Regions from separate parts of the Homo sapiens genome. Here region 2 is linked to region 1. The links are chromatin loops, found by intact Hi-C in ENCODE. Cell type or tissue: heart left ventricle. All regions are shown on one strand. Links, peaks and the distances in the headings refer to the core of each region. The heading gives the core; the rest is flanking DNA.

The links. Peaks named below come from ENCODE experiments on the same cell type or tissue, not always from the same donor. Only the 100,000 strongest peaks of a DNase experiment are listed, where the experiment ranks them.
Region 2: a loop joins it to region 1, with 2.1 times the contacts of the local background. A loop is called at or near these places in 5 of 110 quality-filtered maps.

Annotation. Positions count from the first base shown.
Region 1 is chr6:105,595,849-105,606,117 of GRCh38, forward strand. No RefSeq gene overlaps it. Among named protein-coding and RNA genes, the nearest start is that of LINC02836, 31 kb to the right of the region's middle. RefSeq lists enhancers at 4,975-6,174, 5,546-6,125. In heart left ventricle, for the core only: no CTCF peak of the experiment used is centred there; a DNase peak (open chromatin) is centred at 5,913; H3K4me3 peaks cover 955 bases; H3K27ac peaks cover 1,529 bases.
Region 2 is chr6:105,504,672-105,514,940 of GRCh38, forward strand. No RefSeq gene overlaps it. Among named protein-coding and RNA genes, the nearest start is that of PREP, 110 kb to the left of the region's middle. In heart left ventricle, for the core only: a CTCF peak has its summit at 5,464; no DNase peak of the experiment used is centred there; H3K27ac peaks cover 1,026 bases.

The sequences.
Region 1 (10,269 bases), core at 1,258-9,257:
GTTGTAGATCAGTACTGTTCCTCTATTTCACAGATGGGAACATTGAGGTATGGGTGTAGCATATCATTTGCCTCAACTTTCACAGCATCTCAGGGGAAGACAGGAAATCTGGTCCACAATGCCTGTATATTTAAGTCTGCTGCTTAGTCATGAGACATAAAGCATCTCAAAAACTACCAATATCATTAAAAATGTCAGTGGAGATCAGTGGTTCCATTCTCAGGATGTGAAATGTGATAAACTGCAGGGAGGAAGATAGATCAACTCAGAACAAAAAAACTACATTTGAAAGCAGCGGAATCTCAACCTCAACTTTGAATATTGTTATTCAAGAACTGGAAATTGATATGAGATTACTGCACTACATTTGGCCACCTTTCAGTAATGCCTATGCTATTCAAATATACTTGTGCAAACTCAGTTTCCAAAAGTTATGAGGGGACTTTTTGTTTAGCAAATTGTTCTTGTAAAACTTGTCTGCTGTTAAACTGTAGACACAGCTCCAAGGAATCTCTTACTAGAAAGCACTGCATTATTCCAACATGAATCACAGATGAAATTGACTATTTTCCCAGGATGTTATAACTGACTGTGGTTCTCAGCTGAGAACTAGGATACTTTACTATGTCTGTGATTGAAATGCCCATTGAATAACAGTTTAACAAAGCTGGATTTAGTATGAGTTTGTTGTATGTGACGGGTACTCAGTGGAATGTGGTTAGGGCAACTTCCAATTCAACAGACTATGAATTAGAATGTGCGTAGGGGACATTGAATACCACACACTTAAAATCACATTTAAAGTAAATCTATCAAACACTTCTAGGACATTCTGCCTTTTGCCATCTGGATGGCACGTGCAATTAAAATTCCAACGTGGAAACAGGAAGTCCCTCTAGGATAAAGACTTATGAGAATGAATTTTTTGTGTGTAGGAAAGTGGATTATGAGCATCATATAAGACTCATTAAGTTCCCAGGTGGCCATTGCACTATAATTGGCAGTGTGTAGATCAGGAATACACTTGAAAAATATTATTGTGTATATTTAAGATATACAACCTGTATATACATACATATATATATATATATATATATATATATATATATATATATATATATTTTTTTTTTTTTTTTTTGAGATGGAGTTTCGCTCTTTTTGCCCAGGCTGGAGTGCAATGGTGCCATCTCGGCTCACTGCAACCTCCGCCTCCCAGGTTCAAGCGATTCTCCTGCCTCAGCCTCCCAAGTAGCTGGAATTACAGGGATGCGCCACCACCCTGGCTAATTTTGTATTTTTAGTAGAGACAGGGTTTCTCCATGTTGGTCAGGCTGGTGTTGAACTCCTGACCTCAAGTGATCCACCCTTCTCCGCCTCCCAAAGTGCTGGGATTACAGATGTGAGCCACCGTGCCCGGCCTCTATATATTTTGATATACATATAAACTGGAATGATAACTACAAGTCGAGCCAATTAACATGTCTATCACCTCACATATTACTTGTGTATGTGTGTGTGTGGTAAAAGCACCTAAAATCTACTCTTTTAGCAAATTTTCAGTATACAATGCAATATTATTAGCTATAGTCCTCATGCTGTACATTTGATCTCTAGACTTCCTCATGTAACTGCAACTTCATACCCTCTGACCAACATCTCCCCATTCCACCCCCTTTCCCACAACCCTTGCCACCTCTAGTAATCACTGTTCTATTCTGTCTTCTATGTATTTGACTTTTTTTATTTTTTAAGATTCTACATGTAAGAAAGATTATGCCATATTTTTCTATGTCTGGTTTCTTTCACTTAGTATAATGTCTTCCAGTTTCACACATGTTGCAAATGGCAGGATCTCCTTTTTAAAGGAATTCCTTTCAAAAATAATATTCTATTACATCTATATATCTATATACCTATCTATCTATCTATACCTATATCCATCTCTATCTGTATGCCACATTTTCTTTATCCATTCATTTGTCAAGGGACACTCAGGTTGTTTCCATATTGTGCCTATTGTAAATAACACTGCAAAGAACATAGGAGTGCAGATATCTCTACAAGGTGCTGGTTTCATTTACTTTGGGCATGTACTCAGAAGAGGGATTCCTGGGTCATATGGTAGTTTGGTTTCTTTGTTTTTGAGACGGGGTTTTGCTTTGTTGCCTAGGCTACAGTACAGTGGCATGACCGCAGCTTACTGCAGCCTCCTCTGCTCAAGTAGTCCTCCTGCCTCAGCCTCCTGAGTAGTTGGGACTACAGGTACATGCCACCACACCCAGTTAGTTTTTTTGTTTTGTTTTGTTTTTGTAGAGACTGTGTCTTGCTATGTTATACAGGCTGATCATGCACTCCTGACCTCAAGCAATCCTGCCACCTTGGCCTCCCAAAGTGTTGGGAATAAAGGTGTAAACCACTCTGCCCAGCCTTTATGGTAGTTTTATTTTTAATTTTTTGAGGGGCCTCCACACTGGTTTCCACCACGGCTATACCAGTCTACATTTCCACCAACAGGATACAAAGGTTCTTCTTTCTCCCCATCCTCCCCAACACTTGTTATCTCTCGTCTTTTTCATAGTAGCCATCCCAACAGGTATGAGGTGACAGGTCCTTGTGGTTTTGATTTGCATTTCTCTGATGATTAGTGCTGTTGAGCACCTTTGCAAACACCTGTTGACCATTTTTATGTCTTCTTGCAAATGTACTTTTACTTCCAATCTTACCCTCATTTTTATTGATAGCAAATGTGAGAGAAGGAAATCCGAAGTAAGTGCCATATTTTTTCATGAAACTACCTAGCATTCAAACAGTGCTTTGTTCTTTGAAGATAGTTTTACACATCCCATTTTCCTCTCACAAAAACTGAGTGCAGTAGTTAAAAGGCATTATCATCTCCACTTTTAAAATAAGGTAACTGAGACCCAGAGGAAGCATGCAAGACATTTGCCTAAGATCAGATAATAAGTTGGCAGCAGAACTTAGACTAAAACCCAGATTTCCTTTTTTTTCATTTTAGTAGTTATTTGATTTTTTAAATCCTATTGTACAATTTTTCTTTAGGTACTTTTAAATAGACTTGATTATTTTATGATCAAGACTTGATTTTATTCAAACAGCAAATATTTGGCAGTCACTCCACATGAATAACTTCTGTCTTGGTTCTAGGAATGGAATACTCATGGCAAACTTTTTATTATGGAGAAACAATACAATGATCTTTATTTCATGGATCCATGAAGTGAAATAGCATTTTTTTCTACAGAAACGTGAAGCTCCCTTTATTGATTTGTCTTTGTTTTAAAAGTTAAAAGATATAGAAAGGTGTAGTAGATAATATAACAAATATGAGTGTACATCCCACACAATTGACCAGTATGGACACATTCTATTTTTGCATTATATATATTAATAAATATGAAGCTGATATATCTCTTCATTTATTCATCTTTTGTGTACTTTAATAACATAAAATTCAGATCTTTTGATCCAGAAGCCAGAGATTGTGAGGTCACACAGACCACATGGGAACAGAAAGCTTAAAGGTCTGACAGGAAAAGTTTACCTTACCAAGCTCCTTCCCCAAGTAAAACAGAACCAGCAGACCCCCAAAATAATGCTGCTGGGCGTTCCCTGAGGCAACTGTTGGGTCATTATGTGCTGTGTTTTTCTAGAAGCTTTCTTCTAAAGTTTTAGGCAGCACCTTGGCCCACACCTGGCTCTCTAAGAGGCTTTGAGTCATTATTTCTTAAAATGTATTTATTTATTTACTAGCTCCCAGTGAAAGGGAAAGGGGAAAGGGCCTCGGGCAAGGGGAGCAACTGTAGCTGTTATTTGTGTAAAGCAGAAATACAATTGGCTGTTTTTTCTTGTCTATTCAAGTTCCCCAGATCAGCTATTAGAAAGGGAGAGAGCTGACTTAGTACATTTAGACACGTAAAGGAAAACTGAGGTAATGTGAGACCTCAGGGGCTTTTCGTTGTTGTTGAAAGATAAATACTATTTTACACTCAAGTCCTGTAATACATGTGGCATAGGAACTGATGAATGACTCATTTGTTGTTGGAAAGTGAACAAACTTGCCTAATGATATAGTTTTCTTTTCACTGTGTGTGTGTGTGTGTGTGTGTGTGTGTGTGTGTGTGTGTGTTGCATATGTGTGTCTGTTCTTTCTGGGCAATGCCTCCCTTTGACTCATCTCATATTTTGAATTATGGCATTTTTTAAAAATTGGCAAATTCATTTCATTCACTGGTTGCTTCTAATTTTAAATATGTGTCTAAAGCAACAGAACTACAAATGAAACCCCAGTCTTTGATTGTTAGGGACTTTGGGGTAGAGAAGGCAAATCAGAACAATGCCAAAGGGATATTTCTGAAAATCCATACTTCAGAGTAGATTGATTTTTCAAAGAATCATGTGCCAAAAAAAAATTAAGGGATATTGATAAAATTGCTATGCTTTATCTCTTTGGTTATAAAAATTAAATACACAGACACACGCTATAAAATTATATCAAATTTATTGTGATGATTCTTTGTATGATTCCTTTGTACTGATAGAACTATTTATTTTTCTTCTATTTGGGCTCCACCTTTTTTCCTGTTTGTGTAATTCACGTCAATGCTTTGCTCGAGATTAAGTCAGAGATGAATTATGGGTTCTGGAATGTGAAATCCTCTGTTTCAGTACATACGTATTCAACCGGGGACAGCACCTTCTTGACTGGTAGATGGGAAAGAGCAACCCAGTCACTAAGCACTGGGCTACTTTTTGTGGGTGTTCTTATGCTTGTATGCATTCCTTTTCATCAGTCTTCTCTCAGAATAACTTGGATTTCCAGGTCTCCCAAAGCGTTTTGGAATTCCATTCTGTGTTCTCCTTTGTCATGTGTATTCCAATCCCTATCTGTGCTTCTTTCTACCTTTTTGAGGTGCTATCTATCGACTCCTCATCAGGTGAAGCAATGTGAGATGACAAACTGTGAAAAGCTTTAAGAACACCCTCTTAAATTGTAGCTCTTGAGTCCCAGAGTTCAGAAGGAGTGGGAAAACCATTCTATAAATAAAAATATCTGGAGATACTCAGGAGAAGACTGGCTGTTCTAAAAGCGAATGCTAGTTAACATGGCCAGACAGTTTTTTTGCATCTTTACTTGGAAAAGAGAATCTATGACACCCTCTAAAATATCAAGCAGTCTTAAGTGGATAATGTTGCTCTAGTTGGTTTCACTGTCAAAGCCATTTAAAACTTCAGCAACTTATGAGATAACGTATCCTAAGGGTCTGATTTCTGAACATGAATTTAAGGGTCCCTCTGATGCCTGTGCTCTAAATACTTCATTAATAACATAAATGATGTCCTCAGTACAATTAAAACAATACTTTAGCTATTGATATTTGTCCCTTTAGGGATTCTTGATTTTATGTGCATGCTTATTATTTGCCCTCATATAAGCACTCACATGATATTGTCAGTAACTGAGAGTTGGATAACCGGCTTGTTTTTCAGGGTACCAATTACTCTTCCCGGCTTACATCTTGTGTGGGCTTTTGGCAGACATCAGCTTCTAGCACCTAGAAGGCACTTCCTTCTCCAGAGTAACTTTATGGAAACAAGGACTTTGTTGCAACTGGCTGAGGTTGAAATGAACACCTCCTCTCTCTGCTTTACAAAATAAGTGGAGACTAACTAACTGGCCTAGGCAAGTTTTCTGTATTCTTGGATTGATTAGTCCTTGCATTCTCTTTGCCTCTTCTCAGACTGTCTCTAAATTTAGCAATGCGATATGGTACAAACAGTCTTTCACATATGCTGTGTCACCAAGGGGATTTCAGGATTGTTTCATTGGTCTGCCTTGGCAAAGCTGACGCAATCTCCCATTGGTCTGTGCTCAGGAATCTGGGTGGGAAGTGAAAGTACAGACAAGCCTGCCAAGGCGAACTCCATCATGCAAGAGCTTGCTGCTGTGTGTGGGACTGAGACCCAGATTCGGGCCAATTCAAAATGAAAACCTTCAAATGAGTGCTCTGAGAGTAAAATGAAACTGAATCTGCTTGCTACATGTCGATGAGGTTCAAAAGATGGCAACAGTTTTGGGGTGCAAGGTCAAGCTGAAGAGTTAAAAACAGAAAGGAACCTTCTTTCCTCAGCCTAAATAAATATCCTTTCCTAGAGGTATCACTGGGAAGGTGGCACAGAGGAAGGTCAAGTGATCCCCTCTCTGGGGTCCACATGCCCGCTGCTGGGCCACACCTCACCCAGGCCCTTCCCTTGTGAACACCTCACAGAGGGACTGGCTCCAAACTGACCCTGAAGAATTATGTGAAATCCTTCTCGTTTAGAGCTTTAAAGGGTGTAAGAGAATCATGAGGATTTGGAAAAACTAGGACTGGGTCCATGTTTATGCTTGCAGCCTTTTACCAACAAATACATATGTACATATATGTACATATATATATATATATTTTCTCTTTAATGTTTCATAAGATATTTTTATCACCTAAATGAAGATAAATTAGCTGAGCTTGTTTGGCATAGAACATATCGCAATATTTTTTATTTTTAAAAATTTGTTTTTTTCTGATTATCAATTCATACTCATTGAAAAAATAGTCAAATGTTACAGAAATGTGTAATAGAAAACAAGAGGGTTTCCCTTTCATCACAACCCCAGGAATAACTTTCATTAGCAATTTGCTTTATATCCTCAGTTTTCTCCCCACAGATGCTCGCTCTATCTATCTATCTATCTATCTATCTATCTATCTATCTATCTATCTATCTAACTATCTATGTATCTATTTTTTATGAGAATAGAATCTCCTTGATATACTAATAAATTGCTTTTTTATTCTACTCAACTACTTTTCCATGTTTGTTTATAAAGATATCATGTTTAGTTTTTAAAACTAGACTTTAAAAATTATATAGGTTTACACAGAATAAAGAACACAGAGAACTCTTTATTAAAAATAAAAGTGCTTTCCTTCTGTCCTCCACCCCACAGTAACACTGTGGTCTTTGGAATCTTGCAAAAACATACACAAGGGTACGCATATGTACTTGTTTACTTCTGTGTATTTTTTTTTTTTTTACATAAATGGAATTGCACTATATAGTTCTGTAGCTCAGTTTTTAAAATTTGGTATTAAAATGTTCTTTCAGTTAGGGCCAAAGGGCATTTAACTTCAAGGTAAGACCCATTCCAGGACGGCAGAGATCATGTCTGTCTTGCGTATCCCTGTGTGAATTTTGCCTGACATGTTGCAAACACTCCGTATGGAAGTCTTGAGGGTCTTCTGCCCCAGTCAGAAAACCTCTGGGAGAACAGTTATCCCCAGACCTCAGACGCTCGACGGATACATGAGAAGCTTTCTTTGATGGATTCGATGTCAGGATCTCCATGTGAACTTCCACTTAGAGGTGTCATGCTATGGTGAGTCCCATTCCTAAGCATGGTAAAAATTTGGTGCCCCAAAGTCTATAGGGGAGTGCACGTACATGGCTGGGGAGGGAATAAAGAGGCCAAAGAGGTCAGCAGCCCTTGGTGCTGCTGAAATTCTCCCTAAACCAGCAATCAATAAAATACATCTTATCTTCTTTGGATTAGAAAATTCAACTTTGATAGCAGAACAAGTATTCTTAGTAATTAGTAAGATTATTAATAAAGAATCTTAGATTCTTAGGGGATTCTTTTAGTGAACTACAAAACTAGTTGTGTGCATGCATGTGTAAGCTGAAATATATCAGTAACAGTATTAAATAATGTGTGTATTTGAGTTCTAATATATCAAATTACAATTTATTTAAGATATGCATCCTATAATACTCTTCCTCACCAAACAGTTTCTAATGTGATAGTTGGTTTTTAATTCTCTAGTGCTAGAAAAAGAAAGTGATTCATGTCACTGAATTTGAGCATCATTTCAGGGCATTAAAAAACCCAAATAACATTTCAGAAGACTTTTGATCATAATTTTGGGGTTAATAGAAATTAAAATCAATATATGGTAGCTTTGAGTAAGAGACAAAACCTATCTACTGGAGAGACTTCAAAGGTCAACGGATCCCAGAAAGGCTCTAACTTATTAGAGACATTTATCATGCATTGCCTTTGGGACATTAAAATGTCACCCTCAGGATTTATGGTTTTTGCAAAATGTGTACAATTTCTGTGGGGAATTTTTCTTATCCCAAAGGACAGGGATAATAGAAAGGAAGCCTTTTATTAGGGCTTACTTTTAAAATGTTCTGAAAGCACTAAAGAGTCAGGATGACTGTTGTCCAGCTGGCTACAGGCAGTTGGCACATAAATCACAAGGAATTGGCCATAGTGAGACTCTGCACAGAACAGCTTGCACAAATTGGCAACTGATCATTCCCTCTCCTTTATTTCTGTATAAACTGTTTACAGAAAACTATGCGGCAGAGTGTCTGAGAATAGTGACTTTCTAATCCCTAGTAATTCCTAGGAAATGTAATTGTAGGAACAAATTTCATAAAGTATCTTCAGTCTTACATAAATCTGTGTAAATCACAGATCCCTTTAAATGCCGTTTGGATAGCAGAGCTCTAGCTGGAACTGCAACCTGACTTCCCTCTGGAGCTTCCTGAAGGCAGCTTGCTGATTCCCTGGTGGAACCCTTGCCTTCCCAGACTGACCAACCCTTGCCAACAGCCATCAGTTCTTTCCAGATAATTCGGGACAATGTCACCCCCTTTGCTGTGTCAAGAACTTGCCCCTTGAATTTTAAAAGCATCTGCCTTTCATAAGAAAACTCAATTTTCTGCTGCTGACTTATTTACACACAGAGTTGCAGATGCCTAAATTGAAGTGACTTGTTGCTATTCTTGGCTGTGAACAGGCTCTCTCTGTTGAAAACTGAAAACCTGTGTGGTGGATGGCACGAGTCCTGTTGAATGGTGCAAACGTCCCCTGCACAAAAGCACTATTAGGATGAATGAGAAATGACAAAGTGAGAACTGGACATAATTTGTTAACAGCTTCCGAAGTTGATGAGGATCAATGAAGATCCTCTTGGAATGCAGGGTATCCATGTTCTTCTTTCAACTTGCACATCATAATAAAATAATAGTTTGTGTTTGTACAAATGTATAAAATAAGTAAGTATCATGTTAAAGACATAGATCTGTGAACACAGAGCTGGTAAAGTTTTCTTTCTGCTGTTCACATGGGGAAAATCAGATGGCCCAATGTAGAAATGGACACTGAATTTGGTTGTCATCCAAATGGGTCCATGTCACTCTTCAAAATGTATCTCCAGTCCTGCCCCCTTCTCCATTTGTGCTGTCACTGACCCACCCTAGGCCTCTAGGATCTCTCACCTGGATGATGTCTGTACCCTGCTAAATTGTCCCTCTCATTGGCTTCCATTAATTTATCTTTTTGGACCATTGTCAAATTGTGATCCATATATTACCCATACCTATTATGTCATTCCCGTTTATAACCTTTTGGAGTTTTTTCTCACCTTACAGAATGAAGTCCAACTAAGACTCTCAGTGTCACCTCTGCCTGTTGCTCCAGGCTCAGTCCCACGCTTCTGTGGGCATCCTATGCTAATAGGTTTGCATTCCTCATGCTAAATGATCTCTGTCACCTCTGTGCCTTCGTTTCTGTTGCCCTCTCTACCTGAGACATTTTCCCCTTTCTCTTGGCTGGCCTAACTATTGATTATCCATTAAAATTCAACTCCTATACTGCCTTCTCCAAACATCCTTCCCTGGCACACTGTCCATCAGGGTAGGTAAGCTGCCCAGCCCCTTGTGGGCCCCCTAGTCCTGCAGGCTTTGCTCTCACTGCACTTGAATATTGGAGCATAGTAACTGCAATGTTTGGAGTGTTTTTCTCCCCTGCAAAGTTCACATCTAACCCCCAAATTGATGATATTAAGAGGTAAGGCCTTTGAGAGGTGATTAGGTCATGAAGCCTCCAACCTCATTAATGGAATTAGTGTCTTTATAAAAGAGGCCCAAGGGGACTTGTTCACCCCTTCGGCCATCTGTGAGTTGGAGAGCTAGCCCTCAAGAGACACTGAATCTGGTGACAACTTGATTTTGGACTTCCCAGCCTCCAGAACTGTGGAGATAAATTTCTGTTGTTTATGAATTATCTGACCTAAGATACTTTGTTATAGCAATCTCAATGAACTAAGACAGTAATCTAATTATGCATCCTCTGGTCTATGACATGCTTGAACACATAAACTGTAACTTATTCATTGTTGTGTTCTCACCCAAATACAGCAC
Region 2 (10,269 bases), core at 1,261-9,260, 91 kb before region 1:
ATCTAGAGAGATTTTGGAAACTTTGTGCTGCCTTGTACTTGTAGACTGTGGGTTCTAGCTGCTTTTTCTCTCCACTTTTCTTCTTCTCTCCTCCTTAGCATCCCACTTGCTCTGTCTCTGCTCAGCTCTTAATGCCTTGACTCATTCATGTGCAGGGACTAGCTCTAGCCAAGTCCAAATACAGGGCTGCAGGGCCTGCCAGCTCTCCACAAGGATGCCTGTGACCTCAGGCCACCTTGACTTTTTCCCTTTAGTTGGATTCTGCATTTGTTTCCATGGGAGTAAATCTAAAAGAAGGATGTCCCGTGATGCTCTTACAGAGTCAGAATGTTGGCTTTACACATCCCTAATGATGTCCAGAAAAGTTCAAAGCATTTTACTGTGTATAAGGGACAGGGCAGAATATGGTTCTCCCTGTGGATAAAACATGGTGTTTATTTCTGGCCTCTGGCTCCAGAAACATTTATTTCTAAAGATGGCAAAGGATCAAAGCCAAGCCTGTAAGTTATACCTCATATTCTATAGAGTTGTGTGATTCTTTTCTCTAAAATATTAGGCAATTCCACCTTCCATTTTGGCTTGGCAATGGTTTTAAAAATTATTTCCTTTGGGAGTCAGAGTGGCCTGACAGAAAGCACCTAAAAATTCACAAAACCATAGAGAAGATCATCCTTCCTTTTGGCCATATGATAAGGCAGTCTAAGAATCAGGTGCGTTTTTCTATTCCAGGAGTGGGCTCCACTTTTGAGATTTGCATGGTTCATTAAACCAACCCTGTGTCCTGCTGAGCCTTCCGGCTGTAAGCGCAGAACCCCCCACATGAGCATTAAGCTAATGAAATTCCCTGCCAGGAAAAATAGAGCCTAAACTAAGCTTGACACATCAAGGTTTCACCCCTCCAAGTATTTTAAAGGACATGATACAAGTTAGAGACCAAGTCAGGGTTTCTGCTTAACTCTTTGTAGGCCTGACCATCTGCTATGTGGTACATAAAGCCTGTCCCGGTGATGACTGAGTTTACAAAATGGCACTCTGCCCTCATAGATGTTTACCAAACAATACAACAACATCAACACTTTTCCCTTTTATGTTCACTTTGTTGTTTTTTTCATCTTTCCTAAAACATTTATTTTTAATTTCACATCTTCTAAATTTCGGATGGCACAGCCAAGTTTCATTGGAGGGTCTAGTCTCACTTGGTCTCCTACCCAGTGCTTCTTAAACTTTAGTGCATATGAATCCCTCAAAGGATTTTGCTAAAGAGCAACTTGTGACTCAGGAGGCTAGGGTGCACCTGAGATTCTGCATTTCTAACATGTTCTCAGGTAATGACAATACTGCAGGTCCATGGATCACATTAGAGGTAGTGTGATCATAGAATATTAATCTCCCTGTATGGACCAGGCATTGGGTAAGGTGGTGAGGATACAGGAGAAAAGAACAGAGGTGTAGCTTACATTCTTATACTCAGTATACAGTCCTGATCAGTTAATCAGTAAAACCTGACTTTATTCTTGATTGAGAATTAAGTGACCTAAACTTACACTCCTTCATCTAATTTTATCTATAGACTATTGATTTACTTATAAACAGAGTCTTCAAACTTTCCGGGAAATATGAAGTGGTCATCATTAACTCTGATTTCCCAAGATCGGTTACCTTTGGGGTAAATGAAACACACAATGATTTATTCCTGGAGGTGAATGCTTCCCAATCTTTTTTATTTCATGACATGATAGCAAGTAATGTTGGAGTGTCATCCTGACAGAAGCTCCTTGCCTCTGGAGGCAAGGCGGCCAATGGGAAGAAACTGGCCCATGGGCTGCCCAGTGGCAATCAATACCTTGGCATGACAGTAACCAATACAGTCAGCCCCGATTGACAAGCTCTGTTTTTTGGCTATAGTTCATCAGCTTCAGAAATTCATCTTTAAAATACAAATACCATGGGAAGAGTAACACCAAAGTCACTATCAGATAAGAGTCCTGTGGGAATTAGTTGAGAGCTAAGCCAGATACAAGAGGAACTTGGATAGGACCCAGAGTATGCCAAGGACAAAGGAGGGGTAGAGAGGATGGCAGAAGAAAAGGGATGGTGAAAAGACACCAAAGGTGGGTTCTTCACATTTTGCCAAAGACATGTCTGCTTCAGCACTGATCATGCTTGCTCAAAATATTTCCTCTTCCTTCAGCACATACTGTGAATCTACACAAAGATCAAGTATTAAAAAGTAAGGTGGGGCTGCGTACAGTGGCTCACGCCTGTAATCCCGGCACTTTGGGAGGCCAAGGTGGGTAGATCACTTGAGGTCAGGTGTTCAAGATTGGCCTGGCCAACATGGTGAAACCCTGTCTCTACTAAAAATACAAAAATCAGCCAGGTGTGGTGGGAGGCGCCTGTAATCCCAGCTACTTGGGAGGCTGAGGAAGGAGAATCACATGAGCTCCGGAGGTGGAGGTTTCAGTGAGCCAAGATCACACCGCTGCACCACTGCACTCCAGCTACTAAAAAAAACAAAATAATAAATAAACATGGATAGGCATCTGTCTTTGCATATTTTTCTCAGTGAGTTGAAAGGCAATGACTTTAAATCAAATATTCTTTTGCAATGTTCGATCATAAGGAATTAGCACCCAAACCCATGTGATGGATAATTGCCTCCTATAACATTTGTTTTCTTCTTTGTGGACCAAAGGTCAGCAAACATTTTCTGTAAAGGGCCAGATAGTAAATATTTTAAGCTTTGTATCCATACAATCTCTATAGCAACTATTCAACTACTGTGGCATCCATAGACAGCACATAAACAAGTGGGCATCCATGTGGACCAATAAACTTTATTTACAAAAACAAGTGGTAGGGTGTACTCGGCCTGTGGACTATAGTCTGTGGCCCTTCTTATGGAAGAACTCTATATGTTAATTAATCTAAAATAAAAGTTGAATATGGAAGAGAACAGAGCATACTTAATTGCAGGGCATGATGGACAATCACAGAGGTATGAAGACAGATTCTTCTCAGTGCCAGATGCTAAACACAAACACCCACCCAGGGCCTTTGGAAAGTGGTAGTAGGTTTGGCAAATTGCCCAGGGAATAGGACATAAGTGGGAAAATTGAGACTTAAAGAAATGGTCTATGAAATGATCCTGCTACGTCAACCTGGCTGATAGATTTGAAATTCTACTATTCTGCAAAAGTTTTTGTTTTTTCCAGAAGTTTCTCAGCAGCCATTTGTCATAGCAGTTGTTACATATAACATGACACTGACAACCAGTAGTTTGCAAAAATACTGCACAGTTGGCATAGGTTGTATTTTCATGTTTTACTAAAATTCTTCTTTGACCACATACCAATTTGTCTTCTTTGAGCCTATGAGACTATGCTCATTTGGATGTCTGTGGTTTATGAAGTGGGGCCATCTAGCTATTTAAATTGTACTTTGGGAGTTTCTCAAAAGAGGCCAGATATAGACACTAAATATTATGATCTCAAAATACAACAGATAGATAAGTGCACTTGTTAGGGTTGCAAAACATATGCACATTAACTATACATGTTATTTAAACATGTATATATTGAGAGGTCAACTTTTTCTTCCTGTGTGGCCCTACTTACATTAACTATTAAACTGCATTTTAAATGTAAATTAAAGGTATCTAAATACAAGCACTTTTATGTTAGTTGCACAAGTAACAATTTACTTCACTCAGTTATGCATCCATTTTTGTTTTGTTTTTACAGGAAGTGAAATCCCTGTCACCAGAGAGAACCTTAGGTAAGCCAGGGATTTCTCATTTGAAATAAGTGTGTTGTTCACATTATGCCTTTAAACATTTATCCTAAATCAACCCTTTAATCTAGGAGTCTTTGATCCTAGTTCTTTTCTAGAGTCTTCAATACCAGAGCTTCCCCCAAGTTATTCTTGTGTAAATCGATATCATGGATGTTAGAAGGCAATAAATGAACAATGCCACATCTAGTATTTATAACAACAGGGATTATTAACTTAATTACCTTATCCTTTTGAAATATCTGAAGAAGAATTATGACCTCTGGGACACCAGCAACAGTCTCCTAATCTATTTCTTAAGTTATAGCGGCAAAGTCTGCAGCAGGCATCCCTACGTGCTCTGGCTTATTGCAGTCACTATGGTGGCATTTAGTGGTGTTCTGTCTTCGCGGAATTCTAAAGGCAGATGCTTATTTCAGGAGTTTTCTATTTCATTCAGAAATGAAATGTCAAAATTAAATTTGGGGACCAATGTGGAAGCATCAACTTTTAATTTTGTCAAATGAGAACAATAATCATTTTTTATCATATTCATAACTTCAAAAAAGAAAGACATTTGAACATAAAAATAGTAAGTAGAAAATAAACTCAAACTAAAGAACAAATCTTTATGGAAAAACTCCGTACATTGTCTTTATCTTGTTTTTTCCATATAGATTGGGAAGAAAATGCATAATTGATAACAAAGATGAAGGGAATTAGAAAATCTAAAAATCTTAAATAAAATCAGAAGGGTCATTTGCTGTGTTTAGATAAAAATCATTTGACAGTATTCCTTTATAGTAAGTGAAGTTAAAAGAGCGAATGATTTAAGGGTTTTAAAAAAATCTGCCCCTTCAATTACTGTAATTCTATGGGACATGTTCCTTCAATAGGATAAGACTGTTCTTAGAACATCATCCCTAAAATTAGACTGCAGGGAAATTTATCTCAGTATTTTCTAAACTTTTCAGGTGGTCAAATGAAAGTCATTATTCAAGAGGTTATTAATATGGTGATTTTAACTGGTAGCGATAATAATAACCATATATAAATGTTAAAGAATGGCAGTCCTATATAAAACAATATTTCCTGGTAAATCTATTTTTAAAACATTTTAGACGGAAAATTATCATACCCCACAGAACAAAAAATTTGCAAAAGATGTTTTCAACTCCTTTCCTATCCAATTCTCATTTCCTGTCTACTGGCCTCAGGGGTATAAGCCAAGCAAAATTTCAAAAGCTCTTGGAAAAACAGAAGCTGTGTGTGTGTGTGTGTGTGTGTGCATGTGTGTGTGTGTGGGGTGGGGAGGTGGAAGGCCATTAAAAGAAAAACAGATTTAAAATGTCCCTTTTTGGGGTAATTTGCGTATCTCTTGCAAAGGCTCAGACACACACACTCTCTGGCTTTGTGAATTTCCCTGTGATTGCAGAGGCTGATTGATGATGTGCTGTGATGAGAGAATCCAGTGGAAGCATTCACTGAAGGAACAGAAATGATTTGGGAGACACTGAAGTGATCTTATCATTTGGGTTATCAATAACTAAGCCTCTATAAATATCAACACTTCATCCATTACATAGTGAAAAACACAGAGGCTACCAACTGGGATCTGGACTGGGTGTAATGCAATGATTCAGTATCCTTTGGAGTTGGAGGGCCCGGCTGAGAGAGGGCCACAGAGTGGAGCTGTGGAGTCGAAATGGGTGGGAGCAGCCGCGCCCACAGTTAGGGGTCAGTGTGTGTTCAGACACTACAGTGAGCATCTCTGCGAGGATGGGTTTATGCAGAAAGAAGAGGGATCATGAAAAGTGCAATCCCTGTGTCCTGAGATACTCCAGCAGTATAGGAAATTGACGTTAGTGTCTATGGTTTCCTGTCAACGGGGAATCTAAGAGAAAAGTGTTAAAAAAGCCACTTGTTTCAACTATAAAGAGATGTTACCCAGATTTCTCACTCTGTAAGTGCCAGGGACAAACATATGACAGGCAGAACAGGACGTCAGAGAACAGTAATGCTAAAAGATAGGAATAGGATGTGTGTAAAATATTCCCTCAGTACATTGCTGCTAATCTGTCAGGAGGAGTGGGGCTGGCTAATGAGGTAATGAAAGAAGAATAATGCAAATTATAGTTCATATTTACTATGAAATGATTCTGTTTCAGGCTCTATGCTCAAGGTTCTATTCAGTCACCAAACCTGTGCTTCTGAAAGAGGACAGCGTAGATTAATAAGGAAATCAGTTATTGGTAGCTGCCTTTTGTTATCAACACTGACAAATTTGCTGTCTTTACTATGCCTTCCAAGTGACTAATATCAGTAGATTTGGTTAATAGAAAGAGTGAAGTCTAAATACTGAAAAAGAATAAACAAAATGCAGATAAATATTTTGAAATGATTCAGATTGGGAAAGTCCTAATACCACTGCTAAGCTTTCAACATTTTCCTTGCCACAGAATGATTCCTCTGAGAACAAAGTAATTGTTGACTTCAAAGAACTCTGAGGAAGTTCAGTGGATGGAAAGAATTTGGCTAGCAACAGGATGAATCAAATCTAGATTTTTTCCTATCACTAGTATATGTGTGTGTCTGTGTGTGTGTGTGTGTAGAGCACATGAATATTTCCATACAATTTAACTCACTACCTAAAGTGTTTCTCAATATTAAAAATGCACTGAAGAATGGAAATGCCCTTCCTATTTGGTAACTACTCCAAAGATGCCTTGGAGTTGTTCCATACCTGGGCTACACCTACACTCTATTAATTATGGAGAGTACTGTTCCCCAAATCTAGCTGGGCCCCAGAATCATATCAGGACCTTTAAAAGTATTTATTCTTTTATCATAGTCCTACTGAATTGGCTTCTTCAGAGGTGGAGGTGGAAATATATATATTTGTGCAAGTGATGCTGAAAACAGTCTGGGTGTACACTTACATTTAATTCAGGTTGGCAGTGAATCTTGTGAGCCACTCATCTAAACAGCTCAATTGACAGGTTAAGTGACTGCTACCTGTTCCAACTGAAGTTATTCCCTCAATAACAGCAGATCTGTGTAGACCCCATCAAGGACTTTAACAGTAATTGATTGACCCTCCATACTCACTTGATTGACCCTCCATACTCACCACCTGAGACCCTGCTTTTCATTCTTGCATTTCAAAGAACATGTTCCACTGTGAAATACCAAGATATCTTGGCCAACCTGGCCTTGAAATTGCCTGGCTGTTGGAAATGATGCCCCCACAATGGATTTGGAGAATACACCTTAATATATGCCCTCAGCAAGATAGGTTTCAAATAAGCGACTCAAACCTGGAAGCCTCCCACATGGTACATGAGACATTACAAATAAGCTCTTGGTTCTGTTGATTCTTCCTCTTTTAGTTTTCTATGTTTATACAGTTTTCTTGGTTTTAGAAACCTCCTCACTATAAACTCTGCTTATCAGCCTATTCTAGCTCTCCACCACACAGAATTGCATGCATGAGACAAGAGCAACCTGCCTGCTGAAAGCCTGAGACCACAGTCGCTTAGATTTTTAGGGGGCACTAAGTGTCACTGGAGGACAACCCACTTCAATTATGGTTTTTCTTACTTTCTTTCTTTCTTTTTTTTTTTGAGACAGAGTCTCACTCTGTTGCCCCAGCTGGAGTACAGTGGTGATCTTGGCTGACTGCAACCTCTGGCCTCCCGGGTTCAAGTGATTCTCCTGCCTCAGCCTCCCAAGTAGCTGGGATTACAGGTGCCTGCCCCCACGCCCACCTAATTTTGTATTTTAGTAGAGACAGGGTTTTGCCATGTTGGTCAGGCTAGTCTTGAACTCCTGACCTCAGGTGATCCACTTGTCTTGGCCTCCCAAAGTACTGGGATTGCAGGCATGAGCCACCACACCCGGCCAGTTTTTCTTTTCTTTAAAAGTATTTCATCAGCATCTCATATGGTGTGTTTGTGAGTTTGGCAGAGCACAGCAAGGCATTTCAAGATCTCAGCATTCGTTTCTTGCTTGGAGAGACAGGAAAAGGTGCACTTGTTCTCATCCCTGGGGAAATGGTCCCTCATGAGTCAAAAATGCTTTGTTTCTGGTCAAGGCAGCTTCAGAGATACCGACACTGCCTTTCTCTTCCTAGTCCAATCACCCCCTTCCTTTTGGGTCTCAGCAGGTATAGAAGTTGAGAAGACTGAATTCACTGTTGAATTCATTCACCTATCAATTCACCTCAACAATGATTTCTCATTGTCATGTGCCAAGCACTTTGAGGAATACAAGGTAATCCATGGAGAGAATAAATTATATATAATTTCCAATGCAAAGTAGAAAGGGGTTTGTAGCATGAAAGAGGAAAACAAAAATTGCTATGTGAGCTTTGTGGTCAGAGCTCATATATTATATAGTGGAAGAGAAGGTTAAGGGGAAAGCTTCCCTTTCTTTCTTTCCCTATATCCAGTCCCCCAACTCTAAAGTATTGGGTGTAACATAACTTTTGGAATGCCTATAAGGTCTTACGTTTCAGGAATCTCTGTGACAATGCCAGCATTTGTGGGGTTCAGGAAGACTGAGGCCAGCTTTGCAGTAGAATGTTGCAGAATCACCTGGGAAGTTTGGGGAGCAAAAATATTCTTGCTTGGACCACAGAGATCGGGATTCACAGCCCTAGGGTGGGTCCCTCATGTCATCTCCAGGTACATGTGCAAAATTCTCCCAGGAGTTAGGCTAGTATCTCTCCACAGAGAGCCACAACACTGACTTAAACTGATTTTATGTTTCCTGCAACAGCAAATCCAGAAGATAGGAAGAAAAGTAACAGTTGGCCATGTAGCAGCACAAGCTTTATGGCATTTAGTGCTCACATTAAACCCATCTCACAGATGGAGAGACACATTGAGAAAAAGACCAAGTTGTTGACCTACAGTCATAGGTGGTCAGTGATAGAACCTGGCTATCCACTCAGATTTCCTGATTCCAAGTCCAGTGCTATTCCCTTGTCACCTCACAATGTGCATAGTAGTTATTCAATTAGTATCCATTGAAAGGAATTGAATCAGAGACAAAATAGTGCTTCCAGAGCACTGGTGAAGAAAGCCGCCCTTGTGGCACCTTTTCTCAGAACAGGGCTCCCAGACATTGATGCCTGGGTGATCTTTCACTGGGGCACCTAGGTGATCTTTCCACAGACACAGCTAGATGGCATCTGCAGCCAGTGGCGGGGAGCTGGAGCCCTTCCCAGTCTAGCCATCACGACATCTTTTTTTCTTTTTCAATTCTGTCATTCTAACAATGGCTGAGTAGAGGTTCAGGATGATGTTGGCAAAAGATCTTTTCCTGGGCCTCCCCTTTGAAACAGAGAAAGGGAGAAGCCACCATAGAAGGTCCTTCCCACTGTTTTTCCCTTCAAACTTACCTTCATTTGTAAGGGTGGCCTGAGCAGAGCTCACCCTGATTTCTGAACAGGTTATGCCATCCATCAAAGATGCAAGCATCATGTGAATAATTGAGGTAACTGGGAACTTTGCACCTGTAGCCAAGGCAGAGTTTTCTGCAGTGCATATTTACAATGTAGTTTTCCTTCAAGATATTAAAAATCATATTTATCTTTTATTTCAAGTCATTTCTACTGATAAAGGATGTTTTTATAATAATCTGCAAATCAATTGCAGAAGAAAGAAAATTGAGTACTGGATGCATACGTTGACTAATATCTACATGAAAATTTTTGGCTTGAGGTATTTAGAGGAAAAAATTCAATTATTATTCTTCTTCTCATTAAATATTTTCTGTACCCTGAGATAAAAAATGTTTATAAGCTTTATTTCCCCTTCACAGTTCAAAGTCTTTATCTTGATTAATCTGATCTTTTGGCTTTCTTCTTCGATGCTATGATTCATTGGTTTCCTGTCATTTCACTCTGCAGAGAGTCTGGTTTTCCCATTGACAGCCTGCCATATAGTCTCGGCAACAAGAATTAGCCTGAAGTAATTTGGGGCTGTTACTGTGGCTCTCTGACTTGTTTGGATCTACAGGGAGATGGCCATGACCAAACAAAACAACAACCAAAGGAAAGCTACCAGGTCCTCCTGTATTTGGACAGCCCAGATGTTATTTACAGCCTTGTTTATGAAGTATTTTCTTGACCCCGCTGGCTAGGATCCACACACTTTGTCCTTTTAGAGCCCACACGTCCTGTCACATGGTGACAATGTGCCCTGAACAAGTAAACAGGCTGGAAGACTATTATAACAGTAGAAAAATCTTTTGGCGTAACATCGTGCTCCTCCACTCCACCTCTAAAAAGGACAAAGGAAAGCATGGAGGAAGAGAACCAAGGACTGCTTTAGTTTTAGATTTTCAAATGACCGTAACTCATGCCACCATTTTGAAACTCCTACTATGTGCAAGGTGCTGTGAATAAAGAAGTTACATAGTCCACAAGCCCATCTCTCCATGACCTCAGGCTCCCATTCTAGTGGTATTAATGAGCCCAGTGGACCACCTACA